Linked DNA regions of Homo sapiens: region 1 is linked to region 2. A link is an interaction called in ENCODE POLR2A ChIA-PET data of the cell type or tissue named here. Cell type or tissue: Caco-2. All regions are shown on one strand. Links, peaks and the distances in the headings refer to the core of each region. The heading gives the core; the rest is flanking DNA.

Region 1 (8,349 bases), core at 340-8,339, 64 kb before region 2:
CATGGAGCATTTCAAATTCAGCAGTATGCTCTTATTGGCCCAGGGATGGCAATAACACAAGCAGCAGCTGGTAAGAATCTGAGTCTATTCTGACTAGATCATGCTGCCTGAGAGTCTAATTTTGCTTCAAAAATAGTCTAATTTTGCTCACAGTGGAAAAAGTGGTATATTCCTTTAGTGTCAACAGACCAGATTGCATCTCCAGTTTGTTTGATGGGAGAACTTGGTTCTGTTCCCAGATACGGCTCTCCTTCATGGATCATTGAATTACACTAAGTGTTTTGAACAAAGTCAGTTTCAAAACATACTGCTTTCCTCCCAAACCTTGGAATTTCTCTTCATACCAAAGTTCCAAGAGCCTATGCTAGTAGGAAGAGAATCTCCGAATATGGGTCATTTTGGTTCCAGACATCAGCTTCTTCATCTGTGGATAGGTAAACCCAAAAGACCCTTCAGGATCTAACATTCTAGGATTTTATAGTGAGTCCTAGAGTTTCTGATATTCTGAAATTTGTGTGAAGATATGTGGGTTATAAGTCTACAAATTGGTGGATAAAAAAAGTAAGTCATTTATGTCAAAAAATACCCAGATTTGAGTATATTATACTTTGGCTTTCAGTGAGGAGACTTTTGATATTGTTCTATTTATCTTTATCGTCACATTTTTTCAGGCAGTAACTATATGTAAAAGAATGTATTACTTCATCAGTTTTTTTTTTTTTAGAGTATTTCTAAGTGAGGGCCCATTACCTGCTTCTAATTCACTTAGTTTCAAACTCTCTGGCCCTAAGTAATGAGCCATGAAGGAGACCAGGTTAGAGAATGACCCGGGAAGGACTTGCAGCCTCCCCAGGGCTCAGGCTTGTTGTCTGGTTGAGGTGCCCTTTCTTTCCAGCATGTGCTCCTCTGTGCAGCCGCCTGTGGCTGCGACAAATCCAGGAGCCTTGCTCCAGGCAGACCACGTTCCACTGAAAACCTGACTTTCTTAAAAATGAACCTCGAAAACTGCAGATGATATAATTTCTCTCTAATCCATCCCCCAGGAGCATGAGACTGAAGGAAAACCATGGGGAGGATTGATGAGCAGCTCTATTTATATTCTATTGATGGGCTAATCTTGCACACACCTGGAGGTGATCTGAGCTTCTACCCACACAAAGGGATCCTGATGTTGGCTCTGGTACTAACAAGTCCAAACTGAGCCCCGGCACAGCGGGGCTGGAATGGGTAGGTGTATTACCTGGATTCTCAGGGGGACCCAGCTGGGGGTACTCTAGCTGGCAGTTGATCTTATGGTAAGGGGTGGAAAGAATGGTAAGAAAGGGATGACAGTTCCTAAAAGGAAGCTCCCTGTGACAATTTAAGAGAAAAGAATTCCTCGTTCCTATTCCTCCATTAAAAAAAAATCCCATTATGTTTCCAGGGTTTTGGTTCTTTTGCTTTTCTCTTTAATTTTTAAGAGTCAAAGAATGTGTCACTTAGCTTCATTATATGATAAATGAAGTTTTATTTTTCTTTAACAACGTCTTACTCCGTTTGGTGCCATCCAGAATAGGAGGTTCCCTTTATGAAACACCTAGAGGTTGGATTTTATTCGATCCCATGTCTGAAATCCACTGAGTATTTAGAATTCTTAGCTTTCTTCAGAATTTCTGGTTGGACTTGGCATACTCACAGGGGGAAAGCCTTTGGAATGTGATAGAAAGCTGTGCTTTGCTGGCTGTTCCCTTATGACTTATTTGGATTGAATAAAGCCAGCTACAGAAGTGGGTGAAGCTATCCCTCATGCTGACATTTAATTTACCTGGGAGTACAATAATCTGAGGAAGAATCAAATACTTGAAAATTTTGCTTCAGTGAGCAAAAGCTAAATGTTTGTACCATATTGAAAAATGATACTTTTCTTTGGAATTTAAAGAAAGGAAAAGAGTAACACATTCACTGATGAAAAGCCAGAGGAAAGAGCAGAACTCTTCTTTGGAATATTCACAATTATGAAGCTGGAGAAAACATTGAAATTTTGCACATAATAATTTTTCAGCTGCCGTTTGATAGAACGAGGTCAATGAGGTCTAGATAAAGGATGGGGTGATAAAGCCTTAAAAAGAAAGGGTGTTTTTAAATGTGGCACAGAAAAGAAAGCAGCTGGAGTTAATATCTGATAATATATGGGAGGTGAAAACATGTTGAATCTTGTACAGAAGTTTGATCAGAGAAGGAGTGGGTAATGTTGCTGTCCAAATCAAAATAACCATTTATAATTACTCCCACCTGCGCTAAAAAATTATGTTCAGACTGTTCTCAATTCATTGAAATTTACAATCATACAATATTATGAGTAATAGTTACTTCTGAACCAAAGTTAATATGCATCTCTCTATTGACAAAATTTGAGTCTATATTATATTCCTCTTTGTATCCTCAGCCATTGACACCATATCTGACACCTAGTAGATGTTCCACATGCTGACTACTTGAATGAAATGGCAAATCTATAGCACACTTAAGCTCTCTGGTTTCCCTTTAATATATATCTGGCTAGTCTTAATTGTTTGCTGTAATGAGTTGAGTGATTATTTTTGTCCATGGAAATCTGGCACTGTATGTCATATTTTTTTGCCATGCATTAATAATCGGGCATTTGAAGCTAATGTCTGCTTTAGATCAAGCTTACAAGGTAGTCATCATGATGGCAAATAGAATATTTGGATGAAATGACCAGATTTCCAACATGCCAAAGCAAGGATCATGGCCAATACTTTTTTCCTCACCTGTCTTTGTGTTTCATGACCACATGCTCATTTAGGATCATGTTTCCAGAAAGTAAGAGCAGGTGTTCCAGCCACCACTCCACTGCATACCTCTCCTCTCCCATCAAATGTCTTTCCCTATGTCCTGGACCTCTGGCGGTGGTTTGTGGTGGCATACCAGACTGTCTCATAATGGCACATACTATTTCCCCACAACTCTCCCAAAGGTGAGTAACTAGACTTCTTACAACAGCTTGGAATATTTCTGATATAGCCAAGATCTACATAAGTTACGGAGAGACCAATTTCACAACTGTCCTACAAATCAGGAATGTTAGCTCTTCCATGTGAGACATGCAGTAGTCAAGCCTTCTGGTCTCTTAGCTATCTCAATTGCTGACTAAAAAATGAATCTGCCTAACACATAAGGCATCACATGCAAAAAGACCTGAAACTTAGCTGTACATAAAGTTTCAAGGAATGCGTAGCCCTCATCTATGCTGAAGCAATATATCAAAAAAATTGGCCAGGCACAGTGGCTCATGCCTATAATCTCAGCACATTGGGAGGCCGAGGCAGGCAGATCATGAGGTCAGGGGTTTGGGACCAGCTCGGCCAACATGGTGAAACCATGTGTCTACTAAAGATACAAAAAATTAGCCAGGCATGGTGGCATGTGCCTACAATTCCAGCTACTAGGGAGGCTGAGGAAGGAGAATTGCTTGAATCCGGGAGGTGGAGGTTGCAGTGAGCCGAGATCACAGCATTGCACTCCAGCCTGGGTGACAGGGTGAGAGTTCATCTCCAAAAAAAAAAAAAAAAAAAAAAAAAAAGCGTTAAGAGCAAAGATTTTGGAGCTAGACAAACAAGCTGTGGGACCTTGCACAAATCATTTAGACTCTCTACATTTCAGTTTTCTCATGTATAAAGTGATAATTTTTAAAAATCAGCGGTGGTGTTGTAAGGATTATATGAGGTAAAGAATATAAAACACTCAGCAGAGCACCTGGAAAATAGTCATCACAAATTTTACACCATCATCCTCACCACCGTCATTATTTCATCATAACATAATCTATGAGAATTCCCAGTAGTGCCATGGTAACTTGAGTCTGAGTTTGCAAAGTGAAAGTTTCCTGGAGATGGAAAAACACAAGAGCTGCCTCAGATGGTAAGATTACCTTGGGTCTCCTACTGTTACCATCACACACACCAAAAGGAGACCCTTGCTAGGCAAAACTTGCAATGAGTGGAAAGCAGTGGTAACAGCACTTAATAGCCACTCTGCTACAGTTATTTCCCTTGGGCTGCAGTATGTGTGATTCATAACATAATGCATATAAACTCTCCCAACAGTGAAAAAGCCCTATTTGGGCATCTGATGATCCATGAATTGAACCAAAGAAGTAACGATATAATCAGCCTGTAAAATGACCAACCCATTTTAAGAACTAAAAATCTATTTTTTAAGCAGAACTGAAACCCATCAACTCTTTACTGGTGTCCAGATTAATTTGCAGCTACAGAAATCTGTGGACAATGATAATAATTTCTTCAAGACCACAGAAAGAAATAAAAAGAAAGCCTTATAAATAAGAAAACCTTACAAATGAGAATGTTCAGAAAGTGCTTTACTCAATGTCTTTATGCAAACTGCGCTAATTAATCTCATACAAACATGGATATTTTTGTAAAGCATAAGCCCAAGTGCCATTTTATGACCATATAATTTACAAGTCCTCAAATTACATTAAAATCACCACACACAGTGTTTACAGTTTAATTGCATGGTTATTTACCATTCCCAATCAAGTGTTATTCATTCAGTACCTCTTTGCCTGATCTTACCTAAAAAAGAAGACACTTTTATGCTGGATTTGAGTGGTAAACATTCAAACATGGTAATACTCAAAGGCAACAAAGATGTGATTTGGAGTAAACAAATTCCATTGACAGAGATTTCAGAGAATGTCCAGGGAGAAAGAATGAAAAGAGATCAACATTTACTAAAATAACATTTCTTTGATTGTTTCAGTTCTACTGAAAAAAGGAAACTTCACTATCTACTGCCCAATATTTATGTAAAGCCAGCTAGGACTATTATCCATATTTTACATTATAAAAACATAGTTCTTCAGTCAAGAAATGTTTATTAAGTGCCATACACATTCCAGATTCTGGGGTAAGAGTAAAGTGTAAAAATAAATAAAGCATGGCCCTTTGATGAACCCACAGATTAGATAACCACTAAGTGTGTTATAGGCATTTCCACAGTTAAGAAATATTTACTACTTATCATCCTTTTGTCACTAAACAATACCATCCTGAAATTAGAAAATCTCACTACCTACCACCATAGAATATCTGTCTTCAGGAAACTTTCTAAGGCTTAGTTTGTAAAACATGGAGGTGGGGAACATAATAGTACCAATTTTCCTTCAATGGTAATATGATTGTAAAGGCTGAGTAAGACTAAAAACTCTCTACAGATTCCTTCTTTGGGATCTGCCTCTGTAGCTGACTTACATTCCTACCCAGGCAAACTGAAGCTTTATTTGCTTTCCTACGTTGCCTAGCAACTCACAATGCCTCACACCCCTGTTAGGATACTAGACAGTTATATCAGGAAACAGTTATTAGATAAATTAACTAGAATGACCCTTAATTCCTAGGATATAACTTTGAATTTTGTCTTTGGGGAGCTAAAATTTTTAATAAAGTGGTCCTCATTATGAAGTCCTCGGACCACCTGCATTTACATTTTATCACATTTTGAAATAGTCTTAGGGAATAGACATTATTATCCATATTTTCAATGTGAAAAATTGTTAAATCAGTTAAATAACTTTCTAAAATTTAAATGATTAGAAACTGGGATTCAAACTGATATCTGCCTGTTTGTCCAGCACATAACCTTTGTACTACATCCTGTCACCTTTGGAAAAGTCAGTTTTAACATGTTGATGATTAATCTAATTTCCCAATTAATTGCTCAATTTTCATTAGGCCTCAGCACTTACGTAGATGCTAATATGTTTTATTCAATATTAAATCACAAAAAAAATCTGTAGACCATATACAGCATGCATGTAATTCATATCTATACAACCACACACATTTTCCTTTAGGGAACTAAGAATGATACATGTAAAATGGTATTTATGTTCTTCATTGCCAATTTTCAAAACAGTGTCACCTTCTGCCTGTAACACATGCAAGTGAAATGTAGCAAACTAAGGTGATTACCTTTGGAAATTGTTGGCCCTAAGATATAGATATTTAAATGACTTTCAATCTGGAAAGTGCATTAAACATATGACCTGTCATTACCATCCAACAATTATCCAAATGGAATCTGAAATATAAAATTATTTCAAATGCTAAGGCTTTGGAGAAGCTTTGGAAAGATATGCGTAGAGGAATATAAGTCCATTTTGTGCAGTGAATTTTGATAATTGAGTCAAGAATGTAGTTACAAATTCTATATCTCCTACTTTATATCTGGCTCTAAATCAAAGAAACTAAGTACAAAATGAGAGCATAGGATTTAGAGACTGGCATAAAACTGGAAGAAAATAAAACACAATAGGCACAGGCCTCACAGTTTTTGTGGAATATCAGTAACTGAGGATTTTCTTTGGGCTCTGGCTGTGGAATATTAGATATCCATACATCCACTGGGAAGTTATTTAGTTGGTAGCCCTTTAGATGATACATGTATTATAAAGCATGCATGTTTCAAACATGTACATGATGGCTAAAATACAAGATAAGTATTAATATTAAAAAATCCACAAAAGATTTTTAAGGATGTAATTTTTTTCTAAGTATGTGTTATCAAGTGGAATTTGTGGATAAGCTGTTGTAGATCATGATTGGAACATGTCATTATTAAAGAGTGATTAATATTTTAACCCAGTAAAGGAAAATTACAATTAAAGTTTTCAGAGCTGGAACACCTTAGAGGTGATCTTTTCTGACTCTTTGATTTCACAAGTTAGGAAACAGATTCAGGAAATTAAATGATTTGTCTAATGTCATTCGGCTAATAGATGGAGGAAGAGATGGCGCTTGAATGATCTTTCTGGAAGAACATTCTTTCAAGTTCACATTTTTCATTTAAATGAGTAAATAAAAGAAACAAAACAGCTTTTGTCAAAACTAAATTTAAAAACTACAATTACTTACAAAAAAGTCTTTTTGAATCCATACTGTATGCTATATGAATAGATATATCCCCCCAAATTTTACTGGATGTTAAATGGCTAAATTTCTACCTCTCATATTGAACATTACCTTGTATATGTAGAGTACTGCACCGTTAGAGCAGAGAAAACAGAAGTTAATACAAATTGTGTTTTTCAAAGATCATACAGTAAGTGAAAAAGCTAGAGCTTCTATTTAGGACCTTGTGATTCTAGAACACACATCCTTTCTGCCTGGCTATGCTACCTTTCACTGAGATGGACTAGGAGAACAAGACACTTATAACACAGATCCAGCTAACAAAGTGATAATTTAAAAAAACATACACAGAGAAAACAAAGAAAAATAGAAAGTGAGAAAAGAGCTGGGGTAAACATAGAAGATAGAGAGAATGATCCAAATGAAACATAATAGGCTTTGTCTTTATCATCAAACATTTTGTCATCATATAAGTATAATTCATTTGAAGAATCTCAGTGTTGTGCAAAAATGTAGAATATTATAATCAACTTAGGAATTATCGTAATAAAACCCCTAGGAAAAATTACAATTAACTTGAGTCAATTAGATTTCTCAAGGATCCTTGACTCTAGCTCTGGCTAACAGGATTCCTAATGAGACAATTAATATTAGCTAATATCAGTATGATTGATTTAAAGGGAACATATAATTATATAGATGTGTGTATATAAAAGTATAGGTTTCTGTATGACTGTGCTTTACATCTATTCAAGTATTCAAAATTCTCAAAATATTTTGAAAGCATGTAAAGATAAGAGAATTCTCATTCCATAGGTAAAAAGCTGAGATTTGAAAATCATGCATACTAGGGCTCAGAGGCAAGGTAAACAGCCTTAGAAAGCCAGGCTTTTGTGTGAACCAGCCTATTGAAATGTCAGTACAGTTAAGGAGTGAGTTTGGGGAATATTTGTTGAGTGCCAACCATGTATCAGTCACTTTCGGCAAATCATCTCCTTACCCTTCACAGTCTCAGAGGGATATGTCGTTATCCCTATTTTACAGATTAGGAAACTGAAGCTAAATAAGCTTAAATAATGACCAAAAAGAGTGGTCAGCATTGCCATGTATTGTTGTATACTGCACAACAGCATCTGGTAGTGAGGAGAGGCAAATTGGGTCTGCCATACGTTTGTGCTCTGCCTGCCCAGGGATGATCTCTGGCGTGGGGCTGTTATTACGGAGAAAGGAAGTGCCATTTTCTAATTTGCTCAAAGGTCAGCGGTCTCACAGAATTACAGAATAAAAATTTGAGCCCATTTATGTCTGAGACATAGATCAAGCTTTTTCTACCATGTCTTGAAGCCCCTGGCCCCCCTCAGAAAGATGCAATCAGAGTAAGTCATGAGTAGCTGCAGCCCATCTCATTCTGAAA
Region 2 (8,349 bases), core at 11-8,010:
TCCTTACACGCCCCATCTCCAAATACATCCACACTGTGGGATAGGGGACCTACCTATCAATTCAGGGCACAAATATTTCATCTTTAACACTTGTTATTCACAGATTTCATATTTGCAGATTTGTCTGCTCACTACAATTTATTTATAACTCCAAAATCAATACTTGCGGCACTTTCATGGTTATTTGAAGACATGCACAGAGCTGTGAAAAATTTTATTCACCTGATATACATGCTCCCAGCTGAGGTCAAACAAGGCGATGCTCTGCTTTCTGGTTTCAGCTCACATGCTGTAAACACGTGTCCTTTCCACAGTCTAGGTGACGCAACATTTTCACATTTTTGTGCATTTCTGTTGGTGATTTCACCTTCTAAAATGGCCCTAAGTGTAGTGCCAAAGTGCTGTCTGTCTAGTGTTTCTGTGTGCAAGAAGGCTGTGGTGTGTTTTATGGAGAAAATACATGTGTTAGATAAGTTTTATTCAGGCAGGAGTTATAGTGCTGTTGGCCATGAGTTTAATGTAAATAAAACAACATTATATGTTACATGAGGTGTCTTTAAACACAAGCACACATAAAACAGGGTTGTATAGATGTTCAGTTGATGAAAATGCTGTCACCAGGGGCTCAAAGGAACCTGACCATTTATTTTTTCTAGGAGCAGCAGTCCAATTCATTGTTTGTACAGAACATAAGTACTGTGAATAATGAGAATTGATTGACTATGACTCATCAAGCTATTATGAAGATTAAATACATTTTTATTCATAAAGTCCTTACAAGACTGCTGTCCTAGTTTAGGCTGCTATAACAAATACCATAGACAGGGTGGCATAAACAACATTTATTTTCCATTTTTGAGGCAGTGAAATCCAAGATCAAGCTACTAGCTTGACATGGTTTGGATCTGTGTCCCCATGCAAATCTCATGTTGAATTGTAATCCCCAGTGTTGGAGGTGGGGCATGGTGGGAGGTGATTGGATCATGGCGGCAGGTGGTTTCTCATGACTGGTTTAGCACCATCCTCCTAGTGCTGTTCTCGTGATAGAGTTCTCACAAGATGTGGTTGTTTAAAACGGTGTAGCATGCCCCTCCTTCTCTCTTGCTCCTGCTCCAGCTGTGTAAGACAGGTCTGCTTCCCCTTTGCCTTCCACCATGATTGGAAAGTTCCTGAGGCCTCCGCAGAAGCTGAAACAACTGTGCTTCCTGTGTAACCTCCAGAACCAGGAGCCAATTAAGCCTCTTTTCTTTATAAATTACCCAGTCTAGATTTCTTTATAGCAGTGTGAGAACAAACTAACACTTGGCTGATTCGTTTCCTTGTGAAGACCTGCTTCCAGGTTTGCAGATGGGTGACTTCTTGCTGTATTCTTACATGGTAGAGAAAGAGAAAGATCCTCTCTCTCATATCTCTTTAAGAGACAGGAATCCCATTCATGAGGGCTCCATCCTCATGACCTAATTACCTCCTGAAGGCCCCACCTCCTAATGTCGTCATATTGGGAATTAGGGCTTCAATACATGAATTTTGGGAAATAAGCATTCAGTCCATAGCAACTGCCTAACTCACAGTAAATGCTCAATATATGCCCTCTATTATTATTTTCTCAGTACTAGAACAGTAAAAGATCCCTCCACAGTTGGAAACAACAACACAAGATATTAAATAACACTCACTGAAAGTGTTATATAGTTAGGCTTTATAGTCAAGCAGAAAAAAAAATATATTTACTGCTATGTATTGTCTACCCTGCCATTTATAGGGTAGGGTAGACAGAAATATCCAAAAGTGCTTAAATTTTAGCAGTGGATTATGGCTTAACTTGTATTAATTAGTTTACTCATTCTTCATTTACATCATCTGTAAAACATTTACTCTGCATATTCATGTTGTGAAATAAATGCTGTGGGCATACTAATATGAATAAATCTTGTATATAACTAACTAAATAAATAAAGATATGGGATAAGCAGTGACTTGATGGAAAGGTAAAGAAGATACTAAAGGAATGTAGAGATGGGATAAATTCCCTGAGAGTTCTCTCAGCATTTTCCTGAGAACTTCCTGGTCTTAAAGCCAAGCTGATGTTTGTGATAAAATAGGAGGGAAGCAGCAGCTTCAGTAAGGCCCATGGGCAAGGACCAGGTTGGCCATGATGATCTGTTAGGACTCCATCCCCTGCATTGATTCAACTATAACACTATCATCAATTTTTTGGTTAAGAGCTTAGATGCTGACGCCAAGTCTGGCTGTTTTCAAGTTTCAATATTTCCTACTACCAACTCTGACCTTGAGCAAGTTCCTTAATTTCTCTGTGACCCAGTTTCCTTAATATATAAAATGAGGGTGATGATAGTGCCTTCTAGCATTTCTAGATTAAATGTTTCACAAGCACCCTAGAACTGTGTCTGGTACATGACATACTTTACTTCAATATTTAACAAATAATTAAGTGACCTGAATGTCCCACACCAGACACAAAGTAGTAGTCAGATAACGTAATTAACAATCAATTGTTGAATGAATAAGTGAAAAGTAAAAGACCCTGGAAAATGCTAGGAGGAAAGAAAATATGAAGGCATGACTTAAAAAGAGCTAATTTGATAGTTAAGATACTTTAGATTGCTGCTGCCTTGCATGAAAGCTTCTAATGAGCTGACTTGGTTAATATTTAAAAGTCCAAACTTTATGGCATGGCATATTGACAAGAAAAGGACAGGGTTTGTGGCAGCAACATATAAACCCCCAAATCTCAATGGTTTGGAAACAAAAGCGTGTTTCTTTCTCTAGCACATTCTGATGAAAGAGTTCTCATCTATTTGATCACTGAGAAATTCGGGCTGAGTTTATCTTGTGATACTATCATCTCATGTCACCCTGTGTGTGAAGAGAAGAATGGAGAAGGGAAATTGATTCTTAGTTGCCATGGCCTAGATGTGACATATGTCATTTCTGCTCAGAGTCCATTCCTCAGCACTGTCGTGTTCCAAAGGCAGCTGAGGGCTGGAAAATGTAGGGCACATATGGATATGCAATGAACAGCTTTCTCAGCCCCATATGGCATGCAAGGACCTCAGTAATCTGTGAGTGGCTATTTCCACCTATCTTTCAAACCCAGTGAAGGTCTGAGGTCTCATGACACTGACAAATAATCACTCTATGTATGGAACAGGCTTTCATCACATGAAGTCTGGTAATGATACTTGCTAGGTGCTGGCTCTATGGGAGTGACAAATACAGGATATAGCTTCTGCCTTTGAGGAACTTACAGTATGGTAAAGGAAATGCGAAGGTAAGAGTAGAAGGCAATGTAGAATCAATTGCAACTGAGTGCCAGAGATAAGCTAGCTTGGTTTTAGTACAAGGACCTTGAGGTCTGGAATCAGGCAGCCCCGGGCCCCAAAGTTCACTACTTGCATTATCTTAAGCAAGTCACTTAATCTCTAACTGTGTTTGTGTGTGTGTGTGTGTGTGTGTGTGTGTGTGTACACACACACACACACACACATACACATGTATACAGGGTGAGAATCCAAAAATCTGATATTGAAAATGCTCCCAAATCCAATATTATTTAAGTGGTGACATGATACCACGGTGGAAAATTCTACACATAAGCACTCAACACAATTTTGTTTCAGGCACAAAATTAATACAAATGTATAAAATTATCTTCAGGCTATGTGTAGAAAGTATAAAAACCATAAATGAATTTTGTGTTTAGACTTACGTCCTTTTCCCAAGACATATATCTACAAATATTCTAAAATACGGAAGAAAAGTACAAATCCAAAACACTTCTGGTCCCAAGCATTTCAGATAAGGAATACTCAATCTGTATGTATCCTTAAGACTCAATAACTCAAGAAGTAGTAGCTACTGTTATTTTTAATAAAAGACATCCTTGATAAGAAATAGATTTTTTTTTCAGACATGGGATAAAATAGGACATTATCCCAGTTACCCTTTTTAAACCTCTGTTGAACAGCAGCCCAAAAGCAAAGGTAAAGATATTATTCATCTAGTCTGAAAGAATTTCTTCTAGATTATCTGGTTGATAGGTATCTCTCCTAAGTGGCTCGTCACTCACTCTCCCTTGGTGGAAACACAGACCGTGATAACTCAGAACCTAAGCTTAAAAGATGTTTTCTGCTATGTTTCAGGGGAAAACAGGACCACAAAACCTACACCCAGCAAGACTGCAGTAGCATTTGGTTAGGGATACCTCTGCAGTGGTAAGCAGTACTAGATTTATGCCTCACCAGAGGTACTGCCACTGGTACCCACAGTGCCTGTAACACCCTTTCAGAGGCATGCAGTTGGGATGAAGGGGGCACATAAAATATGAAAGTAACCAATGAACTTCTCATTTTAGCAAACACCTCCCCACTTTCTAGCCTCCACATCCTTAGATATGGGGGACTTCCTTTTCCCAAGTCCATCGCTACAGGTTTTCAAATCATAGTTTACTGAATTATTTCAAAACTTACTGAATGAGAAGTTATTATCCACTTGGCTCTCTTGATTTCCAGAGTCAACTTAGAAGAGCAGATGTTCCGTTTCTTTCCCCAGGCGCTATCTATCCCAGATCGGGGGCTCTGGGAACTGACAGAGGTGTCGACAGATCTCCCACATACATCCTGATTCATGATAAAGGGAGCCTGACTGAAAAAGTTCTCACTCTCTCGTATCACACTACTGACTGTGACAAACATCAGTAGATCCTTTTTTTTTTTCTACTACCATGAATAAGAATATCATTTTACCATTTCTCTCAGAGCACAGAAGCAAATAGAAAGGAAGAATCCCATTATTTTCATTGCATAAAGCTATCTTGGGCTCTGTTCATCAGAGAGTTCAATTTTGCTGAATAATTCTCTATAGACACGAATGATAGAAGAGGGGATCATTACCCATCTGTTTGCCCTCTCGGCTTTTGTTCAGCCCTTATTGTCTTTTCAATCTGGATCCATCTGATTGCTTTAGTGACGCAGGAAGACATCACCAAATATGAGCACATTCCCAGGCCCAGGAGCCTCTCGCCACACTGAGGCAGAATGATACAGAGTATTTTGCCTTGGAGCATTTCAGCAAACTGGGGCTGGAATACGATGCTTAAGGTCAAAGCAATGGCATCTGTAGCTGGGAAAGGGCCAACGGAGATCATTTTTATCTTCTACTGTACACATGCAGTCTATTTATCACCAGGCATCAAGACCTTTACTGAACAGCCAGGAAAATCACAGAGAGCAGAGCTCTGGTCTCTGCTGTCAGAGGTGCTATTTGTATTATTTTGCCTTGTTTTTCCCTGGAACCTCATATAAAGCTTTTTCAGGCTTGGGCAAAGCTTTGCTTGGATTTTCGTGTCAAGAAGACAAATTTAAACTGGAGTTTGGAAAGGAAGGAGAGACTTTTGAGCAGTATTATTTCTGACTTCCAGTTTGTAGAATCCACAGGAAATTCTTTTTGGGAAATGGATATGGTTGCCAAATTGTATAAACTTAATTAGAAAATAAAATGATTGTTTTCTATCAAACCACATCCACTTAAGCCCCATGTGAAAAACCCATCTCTAATTCTCTTCTGACATTCTTTTTGATGTGAGCAGAATTACAGATTATTAAATAGAGACAGTTTAGAATCAAAACCTTTTCATTGCTGAAAATTGCCTTTCACTTATTTTGTAAAGTCCACCTGACTTTCTACGAGCCCTATTATAGAAAGGAAATTGTAGCTATACTTAAATCCTTTCAATTCACGCTCTTAGATCCAATAGGATGTAAAAGGTAAGAGAAACACTAACATCTTACAGGGCCTGGGTTCAATTCTACACTGAAAACACACACACACACACACACACAAAACACCCTATGTCCTTTACATCTCAGAACTTCATTTTCCTCACCAATAAAAATACAGTTGAACAAAATTGCTTCTAAAGTCCTCTCTTTTTCTGAAAGTGTCTTTTCCTTGATAGTATTTCCTTCGAGTAACATTTGCACTATGTATTTACTATTTCTCTATATTGATTTTGTGGCTACTCTATTAACTAGAAACATACTTACCTTTGTCTTCATGAGTGTAACAGGCCAAAATGGAGAAAGTGACATGACCTTCAACCTTTAAAAGCACGTTGTCCTAAACAATTTCTGGGCTGTGCTCCTAATGTACTTGTGATTATGCCTCTTGTTTCATTTAAGATTTGGCAATAAGAAATTTAGAAAGAAGATGCCTATTATGTTTTCATTCTCTCCCCTACCCATTTTCATTTAACAATGCACTGCTATGCTATCATGTACTTATTTTGTAATTTACTGTTAATTTTTGTGACACCATCATAATCAGCATTTCAAAGCATATTTGAAAGATGCATTGTTTCATGCCGTTTTTGTACAGTAAATTGCATTTTGATGTTATCCATTTTCAAGGTTGCTAAAGCACACTCATAACAGGTCATCATGATCCTAGATAAAAACAACCCAGAAGCACCAGATTACACATCCCAACTTAAAAAAATACAGGGATCTGATTTTGCTTTTCAGATTCAAAGAACTGGCTTCATCCTGTACTTCTTCAGTGCTTGAGGGAAAAATATAATAAGATATTAAGATATAGCTTCAAAATTCTGCTCCTCGAAAGTCCTGTGTAGTGTTCACTTACATTTCTGAGAAATAAAGAGAAGAGGTTAATAAGCCACATTTACTAAGTCTCTTCTATCATATATTCCAGATGCCGAATACTTTTGCTTCTAATCCCTAAGTGGGTAGTAGTATGCTTATACTGCAGATGAGAGCTAAATGTTTGCAAATATTTTAGAAATTGCTGTATGTTTCACAAAAAGAAAATACACATCTTTTCGAATTTGTTTTTTCTCTGTCTGGTATTTCACAAGGAGGACCAAGGTTTAAATATTTTTCCGTCTTGCAAAGGATCTTTACTGAGCCAACCATAATGGAGCATGTAATTCATGAGCCCAAAGTCCTTCTCTGCTATAGAAGCATCTACTTGCCCTACACTTTTTATGATAAAAGAGGACACAGTCCCTCCCTCCCTCCCTCCCTCCCTTTTTCTTTTGTTCCTTTATTTTTCATTTATTTAAAGACTATGTTTTTAGAATATTTAAAGCTCACAGCAAAATTAGGAGAAATGTACAGAGATTTTCCATATGACCCTTGCCCCTTCACATGCATAGTCTGCCTTATTATCAACATCCCCCTTCTGAGTGGTACATTAGTTAGCATTAATAATCCTCCATTGACACATCATTATCACCCAGAGTCCATAGTTTACCATAGTATAATCTATGGGTTTGACAAAACATATAATGACATATATCCACCATTATAGTATCATATAGAATAGTTTCACTCCCCTAAAAATACTGTGTGCTCTGTCTATTCATGCCCCCCTCCCCAACCCCTGGCAACCACTCATCTTTTTACTGTCCCCATAGCTTTGCCTTTTCCAGAATGTCATATAATTGGAATAATAAGTATGTATCCTTTTCATATTGTCTTCTTTCACTTAATTATATGCATTTAAGTTTCCTCTATGTCTTTTCATGGCTTGATAACTAATTTCCTTTTAACACTGAATAATATTCCATGGTCTGGATGTACCACAGTTTATCTATTCACCTACTAAAGGACATTTTGGTCACTTCCAAGTTTTGGTAATCATGAATAAAACTGCTGTAAACACCTGAGTAACAGTTTAGTCCACAAGTTTATGTGTGGGCATAAGTTTTCATCTCCTTTGAGTAAATACCATGGAGAGTAATTGCTAGATCATATGGTAAGAATATGTTTAGTTTGGTAAGAAACTTCTGTTTTCCAAAGCTGCAGTACTATTTTGTATTCCCACCAGCAATGATTGACAGTACCTGTTGTTCCACATTCTTGTCAGCATTTGGTTTTGTCTGTGTTACAGATTTTGGCCATTCTAATGCGTGTGTATTGCTATCTCATTATTGTTTTAATTTGTATTTTCCTGATGACATAGGAAGTGGAACATATTTTCATATGCTGATTTGTCACCTGTATATCTTCTTTCAGATGCGTGTTGCAGTCTTTGGTTTATTGTTTAAATCAGGTTATTTTCTTATTGTTGAGTTTTTAAGTTTCTAATATATTTGATATATATAAATAATATATCAAAATAGTTGTATTTTGGGGCTGATGCTTTGTGTTTTAAAAATTTTTAAATTAGAAACTCAAATTTTTAATAGATATATCAAAATAGTTGTATTTTGATATATTGTATCAAAATATAGTTGTATTTTGATATATTGTATCAAAATATAGTTGTATTTTGATATATTGTATCAAAATATAGTTGTATTTTGATATA

What was found. Peaks named below come from ENCODE experiments on the same cell type or tissue, not always from the same donor. Only the 100,000 strongest peaks of a DNase experiment are listed, where the experiment ranks them.
Region 1: POLR2A ChIA-PET joins it to region 2 with 14 read pairs; 2 of 35 experiments call an interaction of 5 or more read pairs at or near these places.

What each region holds. Positions count from the first base shown.
Region 1 is chr6:18,973,258-18,981,606 of GRCh38, forward strand. LOC105374958 (a long non-coding RNA gene) reads left to right here and starts at 3,856. Exons shown (of 5, transcript XR_001744010.1): 1 at 3,856-3,921. In Caco-2, for the core only: no CTCF peak of the experiment used is centred there; no DNase peak of the experiment used is centred there.
Region 2 is chr6:19,037,502-19,045,850 of GRCh38, forward strand. All of the region lies in intron 3 of LOC105374958 (a long non-coding RNA gene), which reads left to right. Among named protein-coding and RNA genes, the nearest start is that of TRQ-CTG1-1, 210 kb to the left of the region's middle. In Caco-2, for the core only: no CTCF peak of the experiment used is centred there; no DNase peak of the experiment used is centred there.